3 separate regions of the Homo sapiens genome follow, and all the other regions are linked to region 3. A link is an interaction called in ENCODE POLR2A ChIA-PET data of the cell type or tissue named here. Cell type or tissue: PC-9. All regions are shown on one strand. Links, peaks and the distances in the headings refer to the core of each region. The heading gives the core; the rest is flanking DNA. Region 1 has its middle 40 kb from the start of MIR1302-6. Region 2 overlaps LOC107986772 (a long non-coding RNA gene). Region 3 has its middle 75 kb from the start of LINC02889.

Evidence for each region. Peaks named below come from ENCODE experiments on the same cell type or tissue, not always from the same donor. Only the 100,000 strongest peaks of a DNase experiment are listed, where the experiment ranks them.
Region 1: POLR2A ChIA-PET joins it to region 3 with 7 read pairs; 1 of 35 experiments calls an interaction of 5 or more read pairs at or near these places.
Region 2: POLR2A ChIA-PET joins it to region 3 with 10 read pairs; 1 of 35 experiments calls an interaction of 5 or more read pairs at or near these places.

Annotation. Positions count from the first base shown.
Region 1 is chr7:18,082,725-18,091,127 of GRCh38, forward strand. It overlaps a transcript of HDAC9 not described here. Among named protein-coding and RNA genes, the nearest start is that of MIR1302-6, 40 kb to the right of the region's middle. RefSeq lists enhancers at 4,042-4,590, 4,591-5,138. In PC-9, for the core only: a CTCF peak has its summit at 3,518; no DNase peak of the experiment used is centred there; H3K4me3 peaks cover 1,480 bases; H3K27me3 peaks cover 951 bases.
Region 2 is chr7:17,104,940-17,113,342 of GRCh38, forward strand. All of the region lies in intron 1 of LOC107986772 (a long non-coding RNA gene), which reads left to right. Among named protein-coding and RNA genes, the nearest start is that of AHR, 190 kb to the right of the region's middle. In PC-9, for the core only: no CTCF peak of the experiment used is centred there; a DNase peak (open chromatin) is centred at 4,272; H3K27ac peaks cover 502 bases.
Region 3 is chr7:17,629,284-17,637,686 of GRCh38, forward strand. No RefSeq gene overlaps it. Among named protein-coding and RNA genes, the nearest start is that of LINC02889, 75 kb to the left of the region's middle. In PC-9, for the core only: no CTCF peak of the experiment used is centred there; a DNase peak (open chromatin) is centred at 3,998.

The sequences.
Region 1 (8,403 bases), core at 1,171-6,170, 450 kb after region 3:
TGGAGCTTGGGGTCTACCAGGATAGGCCTAGACCCAAGGTCTGCTGAAGCAGGCCCGAACTGTGGGTTCACTGGTGTATAGGACCACAGCAGATGGCCTGGGGGTGTATTTTTGTGCATGTATAGTTGTTCAGATTGATGTTTCTGCAGGAGTACAAGCACTGGAAAGTCTTATTCACCATTTTGCTGACATCCAGATCCTATAAACTTTCTTGAGGGGAAAAATTCCGTTTAATCCTATTCTTGCACGTCACATGTAGTAAGAACCTACTATGTTGAGGGCTCTGTGCTGATCTTTGGAAATAAAAAGTGAATGACTAACACTTCCAAATAAATTATGTAGATACTCTGCCCTAAAAGAAGAGGTCATATCTTTGCTCCGTAAGTGTGGGCTGCGCATAATGACTTCCTCTCAGAGAATACAGTATGTAAAGGGGAGGAAAAAGAGTAAATTTACAGTGGAGAAACCTGACAAACATTACCTCAGCCAGGCGATTAAGATCGTCATCAACAGGGACAAACCATGTTGCCTAGTATATACCCTTGATATAATGTAATGAAAATAGAACTTTATAATCTTCTTTTCCAAAATCCATCACTTTATTTTTACCATGAGAAAAATATCAGACAAATTACTACAGAGGGGCATCCTACAAAATATCTGACTGGGATTCCTCAAAACTGTCATGGTCATAAAAAACAAAGAAAGTCTGAGGAAGTGCCACAGCCAGAAGCCTAAAAAGACATGATCACTAAATATATTGTGGTCTCCTAGATGGGATCCTTAAACAGAAAGAGCACATTAGTAAAAGCTAACAAAAAGAAATCTGATAAACTACGGACCTCAGTTAATAATGTACCAATACCAGTTCACTAATTGTAGAAAATGTATCATACTAAAGAAAGATGAGAATAGCAGGAGAAATTGTGTGTGTGTGTGTGTGTGTGTATGTGTGTATGTGTGTATGCATGTATATTGTTCTCTATACAGTTGGCCATTGAATAACACAGGATTGAACTACATGGATACACTTACATGCACATTTTCTTTCACCTCAACCACCCTTGAGACACAAGACAAACGTTTCCTCTTCCTCTTCAGCTTATTCAGCGTGAAGATGAAGAGGATGAAGACATTTATGATGATTTACTTCTACTTAATGAATAATAAATATATTTTCCTTATGATTTTCATAATAAAATTTTCTTTTCTCTAGACTATTGTTTGAACACAGTATATAATACATATAGCATACAAAATGTGTGTTAATTGTTGATGTTTTGGGAAGGCTTCTGGTCAGCAGTAGGCTATTAGTAGTTTTTAAAGAGTCAAAAGTTATATGTGGATTTTCAACTTTGCAGGGGGTCTGCTCTCCTAACCCCTGTGTTGTTCAAGGCTCACTGTACTATCTTCTGAATTTCTCTGTAAATCTAAAACTGTTTTGAAAAATAGTCTATTAAAAAACTACAAAAAATGTGAATGAGTTATCTTTGTCCTCTTAGAGCTCAGTTGACAAGAGACTAAAACCAGGAAAAAATTATAATATAGTGTCATATATGCAATAATATAGGTTTGAACAGAGAACATGCCAACCCAACCAAAACTTTTAAGATAAATTATCTTTTCAACTAAATCGTAATTTAAAAATTTGAGTCTCTAGTAGCACGCAGCATGTATCTTACTCAAAGTCAGCATTCAAATGTCTAGCAGAATGATGAGGAAGACTGCTCCCATTTGTGAAATGACCTGGACATGGGATACTTAAATAATTAGACTTAAGTGAAGGTTAACTATGCCTGGTATCACCACCCTAAAAGGTGAAAATAAGTTTCAATTCAAATTTTGCCATATACATCTTTATTACACAAAATCTGTTTTAGATACCCAGTGAAATCCCAGGGGCATTTCCTTTTATGTGCTTCAGCCATACTTTACATGAAAGGTTTCTTGAGAGACAATAGAGGGAGAATTTTCCCCTTAAAGTCAATGGTAGGCAAACAGAATCATTAAAAAAAAAAAAAAAAAAAAATCAGCCTAGACACTAAAGTAAGGCCTCGTCTCTAAAAAAGTTAGTCCCAGATACTACTTGGGAGGCTAGAGGATCACTTGTGCCCCGGTCAAGGCTAGAGTGAGCCCTGATGGTACAGCTGCACTCCAGCCTGGGTGACAGAACAAGACCCTGTCTCAAAATACAAAACAAAACAAAACAAAACAAAAAACCCCCACAAAAACCAAAACCAAAACAAACAAACAAAAAAAACCCTCCAAAAACTTAAAGGCTGGACACTTGACCATTTCTTAACTCCATTTTGAAAGGTAAAGGGTGAAAGGTCACTAGATAGTTATATCTGGCATATATACAAATCAGAAATATCTCTACTTGAGTCAATATCATCAATTTCATCCATGAAATGAGAACCCATTACTACGATTCGTCATGCTAACGAACAGAATCCTCAGTGTGGATAGAAAGTTAAGCAGAAGCTCTAGCACCAACAGCCTTTGGAGTATCTTTATTATTTTTTATTTTTAAATTTTTATTTAAAGCTAGCTGACCACTCCTGCAGCGTGAATTCCTGATTAGAGCAAAGTGAGGGATAAATCTAGCCATCATACACTTTTATCCTCCTAAGAATGCTGAACTATTTTAAAAGTACAGCTACCATACCACTCCTTTTCTCGAGTTATCTTGCTGTTATGAAATTGGTAGTCTGGCTTTATTCCTGAGGTTTTTGTTTGTTTGTTTGAAATGGGGGTTTCACTTTGTTGCCCAGCGTGGTCTCGAATTCCTGGGCTCAAGCAATCCTCCAGCCTCGGCTTCCCAAAGTACTGGGGTTATAGGCTTGAGCTACCGGGCCTAGGCCCTAATCCTAAATTTTAATCTTAACTCTGCCACTGTGAGACCTTGGGCAAATCACACTACTCCCATGGATCCGAGTTCTCTCCTCTAAAAATGAGGGTACTGGGTTAGGTCTTTCTTGATCTTTCCATCCATATAATTAATCTATAAGCTTAGCTGTGTTTTAGCTGACGTAGAGGAAAACCATAAATATGAAAGCAGAGACACCAGCTTTAATTCGTTTGATGGTCAAATTACATACACCATAAATATTAGCCTCTTTGAGTGATCAACTGTTAGCTTTAGCCAAGTATGTTTAGGATTACACTTAAAAAAATATTTTATTGTTGTACACTTCATAAAGGAATCTACAGCTACTAGTGATGCTAGTATAGACTTCATTTATAGCAGAAAAAAAATCCCCAAGGTAAGAATACTAACCACTGAAGGAGATCACCTCGTTAATTCTCGGCCCTTCTAACTCTGCTTGCCTTCTTTCAGGGTTGGTTTCAGAGCGAATGGTCCTCTCTGTTCAGCCTTAAAACGCGGCATACCTAAGTCATGTTTCCAACAGCAGTCACCATATTCCCTCACGTTTCCCATTTGACAAACCCCAAATGTAGCATTTTTTTCTCTTAAAATTCCCTTGAATGATTCTTCAAGCTCCACGCATCTGTGGGGACGTTCCAGGTACCGCCCCACAATGCTACCTCCTCTTTAAAAGAAGTCGTTCAGCTGGGGCGGGCTGGCGCTGCGTGGCGCGCACCTGAGCGGCCGGGGCTCCCCGAGCCACGGGGGGCGCGAGAGGGCGAGGCAGCGGCCTGGCTTCTCCCCAGCACCGTTCTCTGTCACGGCCGCCGCCTGACCATCACCCCGCGCCTCGCGTGGGCATGTCTCGCTTCAGAAATCCCAAGTCGTCTTAGGTTCCCTGGTCCTTCCCCTGGGGGGGAAAAAAAACGCTGGTGCAGCCCAGAGCCCTTTTCCGCTCCACCCCGGGATGTCCTCGCTGCCCTCCCGCCTCCCGCGCGTCCTTCCCAGCGCGTCGGCCGCGCGCCCAGGTGTTCCCGCGTCCGTAATCCCCTCCGGCCCGCGCCTCCCGGCCCGCCCTGCGGGTCTCCAGCGCCTGGGCCCGCGCTCTCGCCGCGGGTCCTTCCTCCTATCCCCACCCAGCCCCGCCCAGCCTCCGCGGCGCTGGGGCTCCCGGCCGAGCCTCTCCTCCCACCTCCGTCCCCTACTTCCCTCCCCAAGAAGTGCTATTTTTAGCAAATTCTCCGCGCGCCGCCGCCCGCTCAGCTCGCAGCTCGCAGCCGCCCGCTGCCGCCCTCCCGAGCCCCCCCCGCGCGGCGGCGGCGGCGGCGGCGGCGGCGGCGCGTCCCGCACATCGCGCAGCGCGCACCGAGCCGGCCGCGCCGCGCCCGCCGCTCTCGCCGCTTTCGCCGCGGTCTCCTCCTCTAGCGCCCGCCGCGGCCGGTAAATCTCGGCTGGAGGAGCAGCGGCGGCCCCCGAGTCAACTTTCATTCCCTTTTTGCTTCTGCCTCACCATTCTCTTCTCCTCCTCGAAAGATGGCTGTTTGGAGAAGGGGGAGAAGTTAAGAGGTCGCCAGCGCGGAGCGAAGGAGGGCGCGATAGCCTCAGCAGGAGCGGGCGGAGGTGAGTGGCACCACGGCAGAGTCCCCGGCTGGTGCTTGAGGAAAGCCCTGGGAATTGGGGGCCACCGGTCCTCAGGATGCGCCGCGGTATTCCCTTCTCGGGTTCCGCAGGTTAACAGCATCTCAGTCCGGACTCTGATGCCACTTGCCTTGCATCTCGCAGCCCGGAGACCGGTGGGTTTAAGGGAACCTTCGTCAGAAGTTGGGTGCTAGGTCATCTTTGTGGCATGCAGACCCTGACATTTGGCTAGGCAAACTGAGGCGAGCGGTCGGTGGCGTGATTCTCTCCCGCCCCCAAACACACCCAGTTTATGTTGGAGCCGAGCTATGAATGAAAAGTTTGTACTGGCAACGTGTTGCTTGAGGGGAGCAACGCTTATTGGGGGGTACCTTTGATGTTTCGTGGAGGACTTCAGTTTTAAGTCAATACATCAGAATCCTGGGTTTTAAGAAAAGTTCAGGAGGCTGGGGGATGGGATGGGAGATAAAGCAGTTCCTTGACTAGTGGAAGGAGAGTGATGAATCGTAAGCTTATTAAGGTAAACTGGTTAATTAGATGCCATACGAGGGTGTCACAGTGGGGACTAGAGGGAACGGAGGACGGGGGCGTTCCCTGAGCGCCTAGCAGGCTGCGTTTGTTTGGCTTTGAAGCCGTTATCCCCTTGTCCGCAATGAGAGGTGCTGGTGTCAGGCCTGTGTGTCTGTGATGTGACAGAGCGGGACTGAGCTCTCTCCAGATCCGAGGCGCGGTTGTCAGGAGAGGTGGCCTGCAACGGAGAGCTGAGGATGCAGTTCCTGTGATGTGGACTTGGAGAATTCTCTAGTGAGTCTCCTGTGCTCCAATTTCAGGAAGATCTGTCAATTGTTTTTTCTTCCAGGGAGGTGTGTGTAATCTCCTAAAAGGAACTTTCAGCTTTAAGTAACTGTAGCATTTTGAAATCCTATAAGAAATGAGATATCTACATATATTCATTATTTCATGTATGTGGGGTGTGTATGTGTGTGTGTAAAATATGGGAAAGGGGTAAGAAAGGCTTAAAAAGTTTAACTTCTACCAGAAAAGAAAGCGAAGAGTTAATTTTTTTCTCCCCAAATGGTATAACAATGCATATACAACTAAATACTCTTGCTGTGCTGAGATTTCTCATAAGGAGTAAGATTTAGGAATTACAAGTATTCAGAGCACTGTCATGTTTTCAAATCTTGCAGGCACTGTCGAAATCTGGAAAAAGGGAGTACGTACATAGAAAACCCATATTAAAGGAAAAAAACATTGAAAATCTCCCAAAAGAAAACCTTATGACATTTGAAAAGGCCTGGATGTTTTCTGATGCCCCAGAAATCTTTCTAATCCTGTAATTAAAAACAGCACAGAATAAGTTGCATTTAAGAAATCAGCAATCATGTTTAAAAGATATCTTTTGACCTTCTTTTTCGTACTTTTGATTTTTATTATGGAAATTATTGTGACTGAAAATTTGTTGTTTAATATATTTGCCTTTTACCACAGATAATTAGTCTTCCTTATCCTTTTAAACCACTGTTCCAGTTTGGACCAATTTAATTCCCCAAACATCAAATTACTGATGTTCCTTCTGGAAACCATTTATGTTTAAAATGGCTAATAAGAATATTATATTTCCAAAACAACATAATTTAGTCAGTTGTAAAACTTGCTTGTAATTTATTCTCATCCATTTTGTTTGAATGGGGCACATTTGAAGAAGAGCAGCATTTTCTTAGAATATGCCATTTTCTGTGTGGGAAAAAGCTAGTGTTTTCATATATGTTTTAGCTATTAAACAGATGCATGTAAGGTGGCAATCCTGTCTGACCTTTGATAAACTGCCAGCCAGAGGGAGAGAGATGCTTTCTTAGCTGTGCTAGTGAATTGATAATCTTTACTACAAAATGGACACGGTTAGATGCACATAAGGTTGTGCAGAAGGAAGTTAAGGAGTTTTAAATTAAATACCAGTTTATGGGTAGGAGACAGATTTTTTTTTTTAACCTTGATCTTCCTGTTTCTTTCTTTCTGCAGTTCAGCCTGTTGGGCTGGCCTTTATTGGAGAGTCAGACCAGCACTCTGACTAGAGAGTGTTTAGCACATTAAAGTGCTGTCTTTTGTAGAAATAATGATGGCTCTTTTGCAATTAAAAGGTAATTTTATACATGCTTATAGATTTTTGTGATTGTTTGGTGACCAAATTAAGCATAACCGTTATTATGGTAGAAAGAGTTGTTTTATGAAGTTATTGCCACTATATATAAATAATTATATATTTAAGATATAGATGAATTCTATTTGAGGTTTAGGAGTTTTGAATCTTAAGGCCAGCTGACCAGATATAAACCTATTTAATTAACTAATTTGAATGACACCAGAATTCAGATTTTTATTAATATCTACATCTAGGTTTATGTAGCTTTCCTTTCTTTTTATTAGAATTACTTCTTTTTTGAATTTGTTTAAATATTACAACATATTACATTATAATTTGTACACACTCAGTGGGGAAGGTGCAGGTTATTCTTAAATAGAGATGTGGAGAAATAGCTAACAAGGAGAGTCATTTGAGAAACATATGGACATCATAAAATCCTTCTGTATGTAGCATCTGTACCTTCTCATTAGTGAAATATTGTAGTTATGGACATTTTTTGTTATTACATCCAAATGTGGCTTTTTATTTTTGCTTCATTGGTTTTTTTTTGTTTGTTTTAAAATACAATTTGTATTACTGTTTAAGTTGGTGGGGGCTCTTACTGCTTGAAGCCTTTTGCTTTCAATAGACATCATACTTAATTTTTATTGCATGCATCTGCAGATATATACAATTGTTTCCCAGTTTGTTATTATAATTCTTACACTTTTTGGTGATTCCTCAAAACATTTGAGAGATAAGTAGGGTGACATATTGTTCTCATTTTAGGAAGGAGGCGGCAGGTACACTGATATACCCAACGTTACACCATAGTGAATCAGTGTGAAGCTGAGCTTAACATCTATATTTCCTGTATTTTAATTATGAGAGCAAGCTGCTCCTGTGTCTTATGATAACTTCATAAATTTATGTATTTCTAGATTTTTAAAGTGGTCATCTTTATACATGTGCAGATCAGATTTTAAATCAGTCAATATAGTCATAAGGGGATGGATCATACTGTTGGCCTGTTGATGGGAGAGAACCATGACTCTAATAGCTACTGCTGAAATAAACAAAGAAGCACACACACCTCTGCAGAATATTTGTTCTTGCAATCAATCCATAGTCCACATATTTCTCTGCCCTGCTGGCCTCACCCTATCAACTACCTACTGCCCTTTTACTGATCAAAGCAGTTCTTAAAGTTTATCAGCACAGTTGTCAAGCTTGAGGATCATCAGCCTCACTGGCAAGAAAAGTCAGAACCTGATTTTTGGGAAGAGAGAGTATTGACGGGGGACAGTAATGGAGTGTTCACTCCAGAGGCAGCCAGTAGTGGTCAGAGATCATATTCTGGGTGTCGGGATGTCTATTTCTCTCATCAGCTCTGCTTCTTTGGCCGAACTTACAGGTATCAAAGTGAACAGAAGGTTTATGGAATTATCTAGTCATTTCTTTCCATGTAGATCTCATATCTGAATAAATCAGACTTTTTTTAAAAAAAAGAAAAGGACAGAAACTTGTTCTTTTTCTTCATCTCACCAAATCTCCTCTCCTTCAAATCCCACTAGAATTTTTTTAGGATAATTGCCCACATGATTTGTAACACTAAAGTGATAGACTTCTGATATTGCATTATTACACTTAACAGTGGAATATATTATCCAGCTTGCAGAAGGAAGCATTGTAATTCTGTAGATAATGGTAATATGTAATCTTATGCAAGTATTTTTGAATAAGCAGACAGTACCAAGAGCTCTCCATTAAG
Region 2 (8,403 bases), core at 2,244-7,243, 520 kb before region 3:
ATCAGTATATAAAATCACTTGAATATAGATCCTTGGAAAATACCTTTAAGTTAGCTTATTATTGGCATGTAGAATAAATACAGAAAATATACAAATCCTATGTGTACAGCTTGTTCTGTTTACTTCACAAAATGACATCTGTGTGGCACAAGCAACCAGATGAAGAAACAGACTATTATCTGAATCCAGAAAACTCCTTTCTCCCGCTTCCAATAATTAATACCCAAGGATAAATTACTGTTCTGAATTTTTTTAATTGAGTAAAATCTTCCTATAAGTACTGTTTTGTATCTGATTCTTTCACTTCAAGTATGTGTATGGGATCCATCCATGTTTTTAACTGTAGTTATTGTTCATTTATTCTCATTGCTAAGCAGTAATGTATTGTGTCAGTATACCATAATTTTTATGTCCATTCTACTATTATAGACATTTGGATATTTCCAGTTTCGAGCTATTATTCTATTGCAGACATGAATGTTGTCATTGTCTTTTGGTAAACACAGGTGTCCTGTCGAATACATTTCTAAGAATGAAATTGTGGGATCATCGGATATGTGTCTTTAGCTAGAAGCTTTAGTAATTTCTGCTAACAATAGGAGTTCCATTTGATTAATATCCTCTCCAACATTTGGTATTGCCTATCATGATGACTACTAACACACCTTTGTATATATTTTGGGGCTATTTAGATAGTTTTTTTTGTGAATTGCCTTTTCTAGTCTTTTGCCCACCTATTATGTTGTTTACATTTTTCTTATTGATTTGTAGGAGTTATTTTTATCTTCTTTATACATTCTTTCACAATGCATTTATTAAAAAAACTTTATATGCACTATATAGTTTAGTTTCTTAATGGTGTATGAATAGTCAGGGTTCTCCAGAGGGTCAGAACTAATAGGATATTGTTTATCTGAAAGGGAGTTTATTAAGGAGAATTGACTCACAGGATCACAATGTGAGGTCTCATGATAGGCTGTCTGCAAGCTGAGGAGATAGGAAGCCAACAGTGCAGCCTCCATCCTGTGCCCAAAGGCCCAAGAGCCCCCAGAAAACTACTGCTGTAAGTCCAAGAGTCCAAAGGCTGAAGAACCTAAAGTCTGATGTTCAAGGGCAGGAAGCATCCAGCATGGGAGAAAGATGAAAGCCAGAAAACTCAGCAAACCAGCTTATCCCACCTTCTTCCACCTGCTTTCTTCTAGCCAAGTTGGCAGCTGATTGGATGGTGGCCACCCACACTGAGAGTGGGACTTCCTCTCCCAATCCCCCAACTCAAATGTTAATCTCTTCTGGCAACACCCTCACAAACTCACCCAGAAACAATACTTTAACAGCTATCCAGGCATCCTTCAATCCAATCAAGTTGACACCTAATATTAACCATCGCAGTGTCTTTTGAAGAACAGAAATTATAGTATCATTTTAGCATAGTCCAATTAATCATTCTCTTTTATTTAACCCTTTTAGAATGTGTGAAAGGAAAATAAATCCTGGGGCCCCCAAATCACTAAGCTAAAGGGAAAAGTCAAGCTGGGAACTGCTTAGGGTAAACCTGCCTCCCTTTCTATTCAAAGTCACCCCTCTGCTCACTGAGATAAACGCATATCTGATTGCCTCATTTGGAGAGGCTCATCAGAAACTCAAAAGAATGCAGTATGTCTCTTATCTACCTATGACGTGGAAGGCCCCTCCCCATTTTGAGTTGTCCCACCGTTGCCTCGAGTTGTCCCACCTTTCCGAACTGAACCAATGGACATCTTACACATACTGATTGAGGTCTCATGTCTCCCTAAAATGTATAAAACCAAGCTGTGCCCCTACCACCTTGGGCACATGTTGTCGGGACCTCCTGAGGCGGTGTCATAGGAGCAAGTTCTCAACCTTGGCAAAATAAACTTTCTAAATTAACTGGGACCTGTCTTAGATATTCAGGGTTCACATTTTGGCAACCATGAAGGGATTCTGAATGGAGATGCCCCTGATCTTTGACAAATCTGCTACCAGTGCTTGGTACCAGCATGAGCTAACTTTATGGCTCAAACCAATAGGATAATTTGCTCAGGTCTAGGAACACCCCCTTCAGAGAATCCCTGACCTCCAAAAATTTGGTCAAGATCTAAAGTTTATTTTGCTGTACAACTCTCCTTTTCTGGAGTTTTACTTGCTTCCAACAAGGAAGGCAAGATTTCCTGCTTCCATGATGATGGAAGGCAGGTAACTCCTTTATGGAGTGTGAACTCACTCCTGTCAGGGAAGACAAGTTCGAGATGTTTGAGGTTTTTTTTTTTTTTTTTTTTTTTTCCCTGCTTCTAGGATGGTAAAAAGCTGTCTTCAGCCTGAGACCCATTCCTAGTTAAGTAGATGAATTGGGGTTTTGTCTTTGCTAAAGTTTAACAACTGGTTGTCTTAATTTCTCCTTACCGTTATAGCACTCAGTGATCATATTGTTGAGTTATTTGGTGTTGATGGTGGTTCCATCTTTATTCCATCAGATTTGACAAACTCTACCTGACTTGGTCAAATCCAAATGAGAATTCCAAATTGTGGGTAACAAAACCTCTCTAATTTGGCTAAAATTCCTCACATCTGCAAAAGAGGGAAAAAACCGAAAACCAAAAAACCATGTGCTTGTTTTCCGTGTTTGCTTCCTATCTTAATAAACAAACAAAAAAACAAATGTTCTTTTATTTACTTTTCTTCCACCCTATACCTCCTTCCTATTTTGCCATCTGCAGTGCCAAAAACATCTAGAGAAGACTTCTAATGACTTGAACCCCTTTCAAGAAATCAGAGCAAAGGTGCCACTCACCTGTTTTGGGGTATTTTGTTTTCTTTGTGTAGTTTCAAGAGTCATGGGCAGAATCTTCTTAGGTCTAAAGCTCTGTTTTCCTGTATTGCATGACCTGATCTCTTTGGCTTGGGTACCAGAGATTACCTTGTATTGGGAGAGGATTTGACCTTGGCGTGTGTAATGGTAAAAGGGAGCTACAAAGTTAGGGATGGCTGAGCAGTTTACAGGGAGTGGTCTTGGCTGTTGTTATTTATTTTTTTTCTCCTTGGAAGTTGTTTAAGGATCTTAATTCTAGTTTGGAGATGCATCCTAAGGGGTCTTCTCTATTGCTTTTTCTCCCAACATTAATCTCAATTAGTCTTGTCTATGTGCATTTGCATGAGAAACTGAACTGTTGTTTTCATAGGTAAATGTGAGACTGCATTTTCACAGCTCTGAAGAAAAAGGGCATTTGCTCTTCTCAGCTGAAAGGTGCCCTTGGGTGACTGGGGGCCCTGTAGGAGTGTCTGGGAGGTTGATCCCCAGTGGCCCTGCAGGGAAATCCCCAACAAAATTCATTTTTAAAAAGGCTCATCCAGGAAAAGCATATAAGGGATGATCACCCAGTGTTTTGAGCCCTCTCATAGGTCATAGATTTCTGGAGAGAGAAACTGAGACACGTAAGAGGGTGGAAATGACTTGCCCACAAGCAGCACACATCAGTCCACCATATAAAAACCCTAGGTCACAGCTCAGTTCTTCCTTTTAAGAAAAAAAGTGGAAACAAATAATCTAAGTATTGAGGAGAAAACAAGGAGAATGACCCCCTTTAGAGCACTCCATAGGTTTTATGTCACGTCTACTTGCCAGAGTTTATGTAAAACGAAAGTAATATGGTCTTCGAACACATTTACATTAAAGAAAAAGATCCCTAAGGTCAGTCTCCAAACTATAGAGTTCCTAAGTTCTCTTTTTTCTCTATTTTCTTTTCTGTATGCTTTAAATCTGCTGTTATTTTTCTATTAAGATAAAAACCACTGTTTGGATCCAACAGGTTTTTTGTTTGCAAGCTAGTGAATTTGTATTTACCTCATGGCTAAAGTTCTGAAATAAAAGCTATAGGATCTTTGTGTGTGTGTGTGTGTGTGTGTGTGTGTGTGTGTGTGTGTGTGTGTGTGTGTTTAAAAGGCTTTTATAAAATTTCTATAATTTTATGTTTAATTGGTAATTAAATCCATTTTAACTTCCCCTTACCACAGCAGAATTTTTCTCTCCATACCTTATGATGTAAATTTTACAATTATTGGTAAAGTAATGTTAGAAATGTCTTAAGAATTGCCAGCATAGATTTTTGTTTGCATTTATTAATCAAGCAATTTCATACTTATCCCTGCCAAATACTATAAGGTGTCAAAATGTGACATAAGGATCACAAAACTATAAACCCAGCCCAAGGCAGAATGATGTTTGCTTATGTAAGTTTTAATCATCTTCGGGCCTAGTAGAAGATGCCAATAAAAATAAACTGCATTCCTGAGGCACAAGGCAAGAAATTAAAGCTATTCAACTCCTCAAGACTCAGGAACTATTGCAGAAGAGGTAGGTGTGTGAGGTTGTAGGGGCCGATTTTGAGAGATAAAGTAAGTTCAGTTTCTCTATAATTTAATTATTAATGTCAAGGGCACACTGATGCAAGACCAGCATATGGACCCCTTTGTCAGCTTAAGAAGGTTTTCTTGAAGCATTAACTGACATCTAATAAAGGTTATGAAGGTTATAAAAGGCTTCTGGAACTTATATTTTATGGTCAAAATTGGAATTTTATAAATTATAAAATTTTGAAAAACCAATTTAATTGGCTTCATGCTGTTTTTATTGGGGCTTATTGTTTGGAAAACTAAGTCTCTTCTCTCAAAGAATGAAGCTTTTCACCTTTTAAAAAAATCCTTGACTTTATCACTTTGGTCAAATGAATTACTTATTTTACAATGAAGTGTGATACCAAGTGTTTTAAGCCTTTGATATTTGATGAACTTTCCAAAATCAAATTATAAATTATATCTTTTTCTTACCTAATTAATCCTTTAAGATATTAGGTTCCCTGAAGTCCAGAACTGACATAATTTGGCTTATTTGGTATAAAAATTATATGGCAGGCCTTGTCAAATATGAACTGGTGTTTGGTTTTCTTTGGGCTGATTTGTATAAATATATTATTGATATGTGTTCCAAAATTATGGGAAAATTGTATAATTCTGATATGATGTATTGTACATTATCAGTAATAATTATAATTGTTATGTTAAATTATTGCATGCCACAGAGGTAACAAATTTCCTTATCAATTGTGTCTTTGACTCTGGCTGCTCTAAAACTTTTTGTCATCCATGACAATTATTGTCTTGTTTTGATCCACTTTAGAAGGTAGTTTTATAATCAGCATAAAACTCAAGAGCACCTGTTGGTGCTCTTGAACACAAGTTTCTGATAACTTTGGAGACTGTGACATCAGAATAGAAGAAAAACTTTCTGGGCTCATGGAGAACTGAAATGTTCATGAATATCAAGCAGAACAGGAATTAATTACATGGACTGAACTAATAAAGATTGAGTAATCTTTTTGACTTTTTGCTTAAAACATTGCTGATCCTTTGTTTCACTTTTTTTCAGAGTCAAGGAAACTTTTCTTTTGAGCTATTGACAGCTTTTAACAAATTTGTATACTCCTATGAGCAAAATTTAGAACATATTTGTTTCTTTCTACCTGATTTCTTGAGAATTTGGAAACTGGGATTATTCTTAACTTATGGCAAAACAGTTATTTGCATAAGTACAATAAGAATTTGTTCTCATTTATAACAGGACACAATTGGAGAAACTGATTATTTTACTAAGGCTTTGACTGGGATGGTGTGCTTTTCTTTAAGGAATCAATTGACTTATACAGCAAATAAAAGCCCCTTGGGAAAACTGGCCTCATGCCTTGTCTACACAGTCCTTACACATCATTCCTGACCTGTGGTAAGAAAAGATTGTCACTTTCTAACAGGCCCAGGAGACCCAAGTTTATCTTGGAACCTCACATGGAGAGGAATTCCCCAACTCATAGGTATTTGACGGTACAAATCCATGGCTGGGCTCGGCTTTAAAAAAGTCTTACCTGAGATTCCTTCTATGGAATAAAGTTCCATCAAAGCCAATTTAAAAGCCAATGTAAAAAAATCATTATTCTTGCCACACTGTATACAAATAATCAGGCCAAGTATAAGAAAGCAAATCAGTCCAACCATGATTTGTCTTTAATAAAAATGGGAAACTGGAGAGAGAAAAAATATGTTTCAAAAACCATAGTACACCTGTTGTTAGATTCTAGTCTTGCCTAACGTTTTTCAATTTTTTTTATTTTCTACAGATTGGAGCAAACTCTAATTTTTCTTGGCTACAAGTCTTCAAAATAATGTTTTCAATTTTTTTCCTTCTTTTTCTCCTGATATTTCCTAATTTGGAGTCACTGAAAACTAAGCTGTGCTTTCATAAAGCCCTGCAACTGAAGCTAGACAACTTAAACTTCAGAAGAAAGTAACAGCAAACTATTTACTTACATAAGCCCCTTTCATACCTGCCTACTGATGTATGGACTTCAGAGTAATGTGGCCTATCTCAATTTTCCAGAATCGTTCTTTTGTTTCTTGTTGTTTTTCTCCTTTTCTCCTCCTATTTTCTCTTCATAGGACATGAGACTTCACAACCTGCTAAAAATGGACTTTCCTAATAACTCAGGACCTACCTGTCTAGGAATAAACCATTCTAGCCATGAGAGATCAGATGAAACCTGAGACCATAGACTCATTTTCTCCTAAAATGCTTTCTCCCAAAGATTTTTTTAAAAAAGGTATCGAGTGGGGAATGTGAAAGGAAAATAAATCTTGGGGCCCCCAAATCACTAAGCTAAAGAGAAAAGTCAAGCTGGGAACTGCTTAGGTAAAACCTGTCTCCCATTCTATCAAAGTCACCCGCCTGCTCACTGAGATAAATGCATATCTGATTGCTTTATTTGGACAGGCTAATCAGAAACTCAAAAGAATGCAACCATTGTGACTTGGAAGCCTCCTCCCCACTTCGAGTTGTCCCACCTTCACCTCAAGTGGTGCCCCCTTTCTGGACTGAACTAATGGACATCCTACAAATTGATTGAGGTCTCATGTCTCCCTAAAATGTATAAAACCAAGCTGTGCCCCTATCATCTCAGGCACATGTCATCAGAACCTCCTGAGGTTGTGTCACAGGCATGTCTCCTCAACCTTGGCAAAATAAAATTCATAAATTAACTGAGACCTGTCTTAGATATTCAGGGTTCACAAATGCTATTTATGAAATGCATTTATCCTTCAGAATTCATGGGTGATGGGTTCTAGGACCTCCTGAAGATACCGAAAATTGCAAATGCTCAAGTCCCCGATATAAAATTGCATAGTGTTTGCATATATCTTATGCATATCCTGCCATATACTTTAAATCATCTGTAGATTACTTATAATACTGAATACAATATAAATGCTATGTAAATAGTTGTTATACTGTATTGTTTAGGGAATAATGACAAGAAAAATAGTCTGTTCATATTCAGACCAGAAACAATTTTTTTAAAAAAACTTTTTAGTATGCAGTTGGTTGAATCCATGAATAAAGAATCTAGAGATACAGAGTGCTAACTCCTTTCCTACCTCAAGTTCATAAAGATATTCTCCTATGTTTCCCTAGAAAAGCTTTAGTGTTTTATATTTCACATTTAGATCTATAATCCATCTGGAATTGACTGGTTTGTATGTTGTGAGGCAGGGATCAAAATTTATTTTTTACATAGATATTTGGATGATCCGGCATGCCTATTGAAAAGTCCATCTTTTCTGTAAAAGACTTTTTTCCCAGCTGCACCATAGTATCACTTTGTCATAAAATGATTGAACCTGTTATATATAGCTATATGCGATATATAAATATATATCAATATATGAAATATATGATATAGATACATATATCTATACATATCATATATATCATATATAATATATGCTATATGTATCTATATCATATATAATATATGCTATATGTATCTATATCATATATATCATATATGATATGTGCTATATGTATCTATATCATATAGATCGATATGATATATAGATATATATCTATATCATATAGATCTATATGATATATAGATATACATATATATCTATATATCATATATGACATATATACATACATAAATGAATTTGTTTCTGGATTTTCAACTCTGCCCCTCTGTTCTCTTTGCCGGTCCTTCCTCCTGAACTAAACCATCTTAATTCCCATAGCTTTACAGTAAGTCTAGCATACTGATAGTACAATTTCTCCAGATTTATTTTCTTCTTCCAGTTTGTCCTGGCTATTATTGGCCCTTTTCATTTTTATATATATTTTAGAATCAATCTCTTAACTTGCAACAAAAGTGCTGAAATATATGTTGCATGATTTGATCAACTTGAAAAAAACTTATATTTTTACAACATTGAGTTTAGCAATTAATGAACATGGTGTATTCCTACGCCTATTTACATCCTCTTTTATTTCTCTCAGTAATGCTTTCTAAT
Region 3 (8,403 bases), core at 1,237-6,236:
GAACTTTTCTGCCATAACTTGAGAAGTGTACTACTTATTTTTTAGCCCTAGAGCTCCTTCCAGAAGGGGATCTCATCAGGTTGATTAAAAAAGACATATCACCAAAGTTATTAGTCATTTAAGTGGGCGGGGGGACAAGATGATATTGTGGAAATTTTAAGCATACCCTTCTATAGATTGACATTTATGTGCAATATATATGACCCCTGGTTTCCCAAGCACCATAGAGAAAGAACAATTTTCTAGCTAATATAGTTGAGATAAACATGAGCTGAGAAAAACAGTTCTAGAACTATTTCCAATGATTTAAGAAGTAACATGATATTCCCAAAACAAAATTAATTTTTAAAATAGATATATTTCAATTAGACATTAGAAGAAAAGAGAGTGATACAAAAGCTGCCATAAAAAACAATTTTTAAAAATTATTAATTTAGATATAATTATTTACTACCTCCTCAGAAGCATTGAAAATTAACTGGACTATGGAAACACATAAGAAAAGTCAATGCGCAATGACTAAGTGTACTATTTCTACATAGTTCACTGAAGGACTGGCTTTGCAAAAGCCACTAAATTTTACCTACATGAGTGACAAAGTTCTATTTCCAATAATCAAAAAATATCTGGCAGCAGTAAATTTTACTTGGTAACTTATAATAATCAAATTTAGGAGTATATTTTCTAATATTTTAAGAAGCACACCTTGCCTTATACATGGAAATACGAATTACTATCGTTAAAGTAATAACCACAGATAGTATGTGTAGCTATCATGTGGTTGTATTTGAGAACAGAGTTTCTTATCCCAAGCTTTAACCTCGGATATAATCCCTTCTCAAATGCCCTGTTAGGGTTTCTTTCTGAGCCTCTTGCACATTCTTTGGATTTATTTAATGATGGATTCCTTTGAGAATGGCTTGTATTTTTAAAAATAGCCAAAAGCCATTTGAAAACAAGGATAATGGACAAGGAAGGACAATAAATACTGTTTGAGGGAAACAGAAGTAAATAACTGGGATTGATTTTCTTTTGTAGCCAGTGAGTGCATTCTGAGGCCATTCTGAAGTTAGAGCTCCAAAAATATTTTGAGCCGCAAAAGTGTTATTTGAATAGCATTGTGATGACTTGGAAGACTAATACATATTTAAAGATTATTTTGTTGAAAAATTGATTCATTGCTCTTAATCCAGTGTCAACACATCCACAAGGGTGCACAGATGGGTTTCAGGGCAATCTCCTGCAACTGCATGTCAAATGTGGTAGGTACGTGCCTTTGGGTTTATTTGTTATCAGAGGAGAAAACTGTTCTCATCAGAGTTTCAAAAATGTTCATAATTCACAAAAAAGAAGCAAGTTAGGATGTCCTGCAGATATGTGTGCTCAGGCCACCTACTTACTTGCAGTGTAACCTTGAGCAAATTACTTAAACTCCCTAAACAGGAGTCTCTTCCTCCATAAAACGGTGATAATCATATCTATCCGGAAGATTGGCATGAGAATTAAAGTGAATGCAGTGCCTGGCACATGGTAACAACTCAATAAATGGTAACCTTGTTGATACACAATTGTATAGCCTTAACATGACTTAATTTCTCAAATATCCTGTTCATTGCCAAATAGCCTTGACTCTCCTTGTGTCATTTCATCCTTCTCTCAAGGCTCAGAGAAAAATGGTATCATTTTCCACACTGACTCCCCCAATCTCTCCATCTTGTTCCTTCATGTTTCTTGGATCTTACTTTCTCATTGCTTCCTTCAACATCTTTCATCTCTCTTCCTCTGCTGTGTTCTTCTCTCCATACTAGTTCCCCACTTTTTGCAAAATATTTTCTTGCCATAATTCTATCTATAATTGTATACCTCCTTTTCCTTTTACCATCTCTTTTTGAATATGTGGTGGGCTCCAATGTGTCCAGTTCTTAATTCTTAAATGGCTAAATATGGTTTCTGCATGTGAATGAAAATGAAAGGTCAGCAGTTACATTCCCAGGAGCTGACTTCTCTCGCAAACTGCTGGTCAGAAACAAGGCTGGTGAACGGTTCTGATGAGGCTTCATTTGGGCATTGTCCTGTGTATGGAGACAAAGATCTACTGCAGACCTTGTTGCTAATGTATTCTCAATTCCTCAATTTTATTCGTGCTATCAGAACAAGCTCCATCCTAACTAGACTATGTGATGCTCTTTATCAACTAACCAGCATAACATGCACACTCAACATGAACAGATATCCAGAAAGAATGACTTCAAACACTTTCAAATGTCTTCACATAGCTTTTCTCAATTCTCAGCCTGTGGTATTGCTTATAGCATTGAGTGTGGCAGCCTTACCTCAAGCTCCATAATTTTTTTTTTTTTGAGTTGGAATTTCACTCTTGTCGCCCAGGCTGGAGTGCAGTGGCATGATCTCAGTTCACTGCAACCTCCACCTACCGAGTTCAAGGGATTCTCCTGCCTCAGTCTCCCAATTAGCTGGGATGACAGGTGGTGCCACCACCGGCTATATTTTGTATTTTGAGTAAGACAAGGTTTCACCATTTTGGCCAGGCTGGTCTCAAACTCCTGACCTCAGGTGATCCACCCACCTGGCCTTCCAAAGTGCTGGGATTACAGGTGTGAGCCACCGTGCCCAGCGCTCTATATTATTATCGCTTGCATCTTAACACATCTACTCAAATACAATATCACTAAAACTGAAAATAATCAATAGCTAAATTTTCATCCGCCTGAAACTGGTTCTCCTACTCCACCTTCTTGAGTCTCCAGTTTGTGCCAGTGTTATCACTCAAGTTCCCTACTATGAAAAAACCGACCCTGGTGATGAGTTGACACCATGAAACAGAGACTCCAACAAGGAGTAACCTGCAGCACCTCTCTTCCCACTCCTAAGGGATCAGCTATCCCAAAGCATTTGGTCCTCTCCTTTCAGTTTAATCTGAAATTAGCCTAGTCCATTCCTAGGGCATAGATATGAGGTCTCCTATTTTAGGAACTAGGTCTTGCTCTGAAGGTCCAAATTTCTTGAGGTCAAAAGTAATTAAATTTGGAAAACTTTCCATTATGGTGAGCGAAAATCTCCAATACAATTAATTCAGAGTTTTAATAGGGCTTTTTATGATTTTAATAATGCTATCCATATTTGTAAGCAAATTAGAGCTTCAAAAGACCATTTCATCTCTTTCTATATTATATATGTGCACATACACACAAACACACACACACATAAACATGTGCAGTTATTTATTAGTCAAAGATTTATTGAGCAACTTTCATACTCAAGTTAGGTTGTTAGGCAAATGGGATACGAAGATGACTAAAATATCATCTCTGTCCTGGAAAAGGTCATTACTAGAGGAGACAAATATATAAACAAATAACATCGTAACAATAGCAGTTGTACTAGCTAACTCTTGCTGTGTGCTTCCTGTTTGCTAGACACTTTGTCAAGTGCTTTACATGGATATTTTATTTAATAGTGTGCAATAATACTACAGGTAGGTACTATTATAGATAAACAGAGGTTTTAAAGATGTTGGGTGCCTTGTCCAAGCCTATGAATGGGCAAAAGCTTCAAACCTAAGTCTGTCTAACCTGTAAAGCAAACTTTGAACTAGCACATTTTCTTGCATCCAAAATTCTGGAGGAGCAAAGAAACAGGAAGAATGCCATGGGGTATGCAGCAAGGAAGGTGGTTCTTACTCCACAGCTAGTCTTGGACTTACTAGAGAAAAGGGACACTGATTGAGTCCCTAGAACCTAAAGCCTAGGGAATAAAAGGAGGCAAGGAGCAGGGGTCCTTCCAAAGTCAGAGCTGCATTGCTGGGAACTGCTTTATCAATTGGCCCAGGCAGCCCAACCCTCGGTACAAGAGGCATAGGAGGACTCCCTTGCCTCTCTTTGTACCTCTCAGTTAGGTTTACCAATAGCTCAGACATTGTTGATCTGTGTTGTCATTCCCATTTATCACTACAGTGTGAGTCATTGTTTTCCCATACTGCTTCTTTGAAGAAGCAATAGATGTGATCCACACCCATTTTACACTGGTCAGCAGCACTGGAATTGAGGAACAACCAAGGACAGTTACACAACAAAATTTTTGGTAACACAGGCCTAATATCTGCCTCATAAAACTTTTCTATTTTTTTTTTTTTTTTTTGAGACAGGGTCTCACTCTGTTACCCAGGCTGGAGTGCAGTGGTGCAATCTTAGCTCACAGTAACCTCTGCCTCTGGGGTTCTATTTATCCTCCCACCTCAGCTTCCCAAGTAGCTAGGTCTACAGGTATGCACCACCATGCCCAGCTAATTTTTGTATATATTTTTGGTAGAGGTAGGATGTCACCATGTTGCCCAGGCTGGTCTTGAACTCCTGGGATCAAGCAATCTGCCCACCTTGGCCTCTCAAAGTGTTGAGATTACAAGCATGAGCTACCGTGCCCAGCCTATAAAACTTCTCTTAGAAAAAAAAAAGTTATCAGGTATCTTGAGCTCTTTCAAAAAGGCAAAACAAATTCTTAGTAACATTTATGTACTTCTCATACTTTTTGCTATGGGAAAAGATACTTTTTGCTACGGGAAGACTTTTTAATTGACACATAACAATTGTACATATTTATGGGGTACAAGTGATGTTGTGATATATGTATACAATGTATAATTATAAAATCAGGATAATTGGCATGCCCATCTCCTCAGACACTTATCTCTTTGTCTTCAGAACATTCAAAATTCTTTTATCTATTTTGAAATGTATAATAAATTATTGTTAACTATGTGTTATAGAACACTATTGTGTTCTATAGACACTAGAACTTATTCTTTCTATCTAAGTATAATTTTGTACTTTTTAATCAACCTCTCCCTATTCCTCCTCCCCTTTACCTTTCCCAGCCTCTGTAATCACTATTCTACTCTCGACTATGAGATCAACTTTTTTAGCTCCCAAATCTCAGATAACATGTGGTATTTGTCTTTCTGTGCCTGGCTTATTTCACTTAACATAATGTCCTCCAGGTTCATCCATGTTGCTGCAAATGACAGGATTTTATTCTTTTTTATGGCTGAATAATACTCCTTTCTGTGTATTTACCACATTTTCTTTATCCATTCATTCACTGATGGACACTTAGATTCCATATCTTTGCTACTGTGAATAGTGCTGCAATAAATATGAGAATGTGGATATCACTTCAACACACTGATTTCCTTTCATTGGGATATATACTCAGTACTGGGATTGCTAGATCATATGGTAACCCTATTTTTAGTTTTTAAGGATCCTCCATACTGTATTTTATAATGACTGCACTAATTTTCACTCCCACTAACAGTATATGAATTCCTCTTTCTCCGCATCTTTGCCAGTATGTCTTTTATTTATCTTATTGATTATAGCTATTTTAACTGAGGTGAGATGATATCTCACTGTGGCTTTGATTTGCATTTCCATGATGATTCGTGATGTTGAACATTTTTTCTTATACCTGTTGGCCATTTGTAGGTCTTCTCTTGAGAAATGTCTATTCAAATCATTTGCCCATTTTTAAATTGGATTGTTTGGGTTTTTTTTTTTTTTTTGCTATTGAGTTCCTTATATATTCTGGATATTAATCAACACAGGGAATATTAATCCCCTATCTGTGAATAGTTTGCAGCTATTTTCTCCCATCCTGTAAGTTGTCTCTTCATTCTGTTGTTTCCTTTGCTGTGCAGAAGCTGTATAGTTTGACAGTCTCACTTATCTATTTTTGCTTTTGTTACCTGTGCTTTTGAGGTCTCATCAAAAACATTTTTACCCAGACCAATGTCCTGAAGCATTTTTTCTATGTTTTCTTGTAGTAGTTTCATAGTTTAGGTCTTATGTTTAAGTCTATAATCCATTTTGAGTTGATTTTTATATATGGTAAGTGATAGGGGTCTAGTTTCATTCTTCTGCATATAGATATCCAATTTCCCATGACCATTTATTGAAAAAGACTGTCTTTTCCCAAATGTATGCTCTTGGCACCTTTGTTAAAAATCAGCTAGTCATAAATATGTGGATTTACTACCATAAGACTTCCTATCAAAGGTGCTCAAAGTTCTTCATCCACTTAGTCTTCAAAAAATGTTTTCTGAGGCCCTAATATGCACCTAGGCAGTGATCCAAGTACTGGGGTAGAGCTATAAACAGAAAAGACAAAATATCTGCCCTCAGAAAACTTGTTTACTTGCAAATGTAGCTGGATGAAAACTTAAAACTTAGCTTGATAAGGAACTAGTCCTGACAACAAATTACATAGAATGATAAAAAGGACAAGATGCAATTTCACTTATAAAAAGAGCTTCAAAATGAGTTGGCAAGTGGATGAGATTCTTTTTAAGCTATGATTTTATTGTTTTTTAAAAAACATGTCTTTTTAATTTTTTTTAAATCAAGCTATGTAGAAAATTACAAAGAAAGAAAGCAATAAATCGCCCATATCCTCCTTTCTGGATTCGCTCATGCTATCTTTGATGAATACAATTCCAGACATCTCTGGGCAGCTTTAGACACAGGTAGATATGATGGTATATGAGAAGGATCACACTATATGTGATTTTAGTAGAATTATTAAATAAAACTATACTTGAATTTAAAAAGAAACAGAAATTGGAGTAAAACTGGCTTGGATTATTGAACTGTAAATAAATATTTTTAACGAACAGTAATACTAAAAATTCATCAAAGGGAGGGCTGGAAATCCACATGCAGAAGAATAAAATTGGAACTTTATCTCACACCATATAAGAAAATAAACTCGAAATGGACTAAAGACAAAAATGTAAGATCTGAAACCCTAAAACTACTAAAAGAAAACATAGAGGAAAAGCTACTTGAAAGCGGTCTGGGCAATAATTTTTTTGGATATGACAATGAAAGCATAGGCAACAAAAATAGACAAGTGAGATTGCATCAAAAGACAAACCTTCTTCAGAGCAAAGAATACAAACAGAGTGTAAAGATAACTTCTGGAATGGGAGAAAATATTTGCAAGCCATATATCTGATAAGCAGTTCAAATCCAAAATATTTAAGAACCCAGACAACTCATCAGAAAATAACTTAAAAATCAAATAACCTGATTCTAAAATGAGCAAAGAACCTGAAAAGACATTTCTCAAAGGAAGATATATAAATGGCCAAGAGGTATATGAAAGGGTGCTCAACATCACTAATCATGAGGGAAATACAAATCAAGGCTGTGGTGAGCTATCGCCTCACACCTGTTAGAATGATTATCATCAAAACACAAAAGATAAGTATTGGCGAGGATGTGGAAAAAAGAGAACTCTTGTACACTGTTGGTAAAAATGTAAATTAGTACAGACATTATGGAAAATGCAATGCAGGTTCTTCAACAAATTAAAATAGAACTATGATTCTAAAAATGGTTCAACAAACCCACTTCTGGGTATATATCCAAAGTAAATGAAATCACTATCTCCAAGCGATATCTGCACTCCCATGCTCATTGCTGCATTACTCACAATAGCCAAGATATGGCAACAACCTAAATGCCCACTGACAGATAAATAAAACGGGTTACATATGTACAATGAAATATTATTCCTTCACATAAATGAAGGAAATCCTGTCATTTGCAATAACATGGAACCTGGAGGACATTATACTAAGTGAAATAAGTCAGACAGAGAAAGACGAATACTGCATGATCTTACATGTGAAATCTAAAAAAGCCAAATTTATAAAAGCAGAGAGTAGAATGTCTGCCAGGGACTGGGGGAGAAGAAAATAGGGAGATGTTGGTCAAAGGGTACAAAGGTTCAGGTATGCAGGGTGAATAAGTTCCAGTGATGGAATGTACAATATGGTGACTATTGTTAACAATACCTCATTACATACTTGAAATTTGCTAAAAGATACATCTCAAGGATTCTTACCACAGCAAAGAAAGAAAAAGAGAAAGAGAAGAAAAATAAAATTGTAACTATGTGAGGTGATGGCTATGTTCATTAGGTTGGTGGTAATTATTTCACAATGTAAACATGTATCAAAACATCAAATTGTTCACCTTAAATATACAAAATTTTTATTTGTCAATTATACCTCAACAAAGCTGTCGGGGAGGATGGGGAGGAAAGCTGGAAAATGCACCATGAGAACAGCAGGAGGATGGGGCTGGCTGAGGAAGCCAAAGTGAGAAGGCAGTCCCTTCTTAAGGTGGCAGCTCATTCTCAGGTCCAGACAGGCTTGCCTTCTGGGAATTGAGTCTTGTAGTTTCAAATTTTATAATTACTTGAGAAATCCCAGAAACTGGATTTTTATTTAAAATTTTGATTTTTTTTAAAGATTCGGACATTTTTTCAAGTTATTTAAGAAAAGTGCTGTCCCCAGCCTAACATCTCTGACTCTCTAATTTT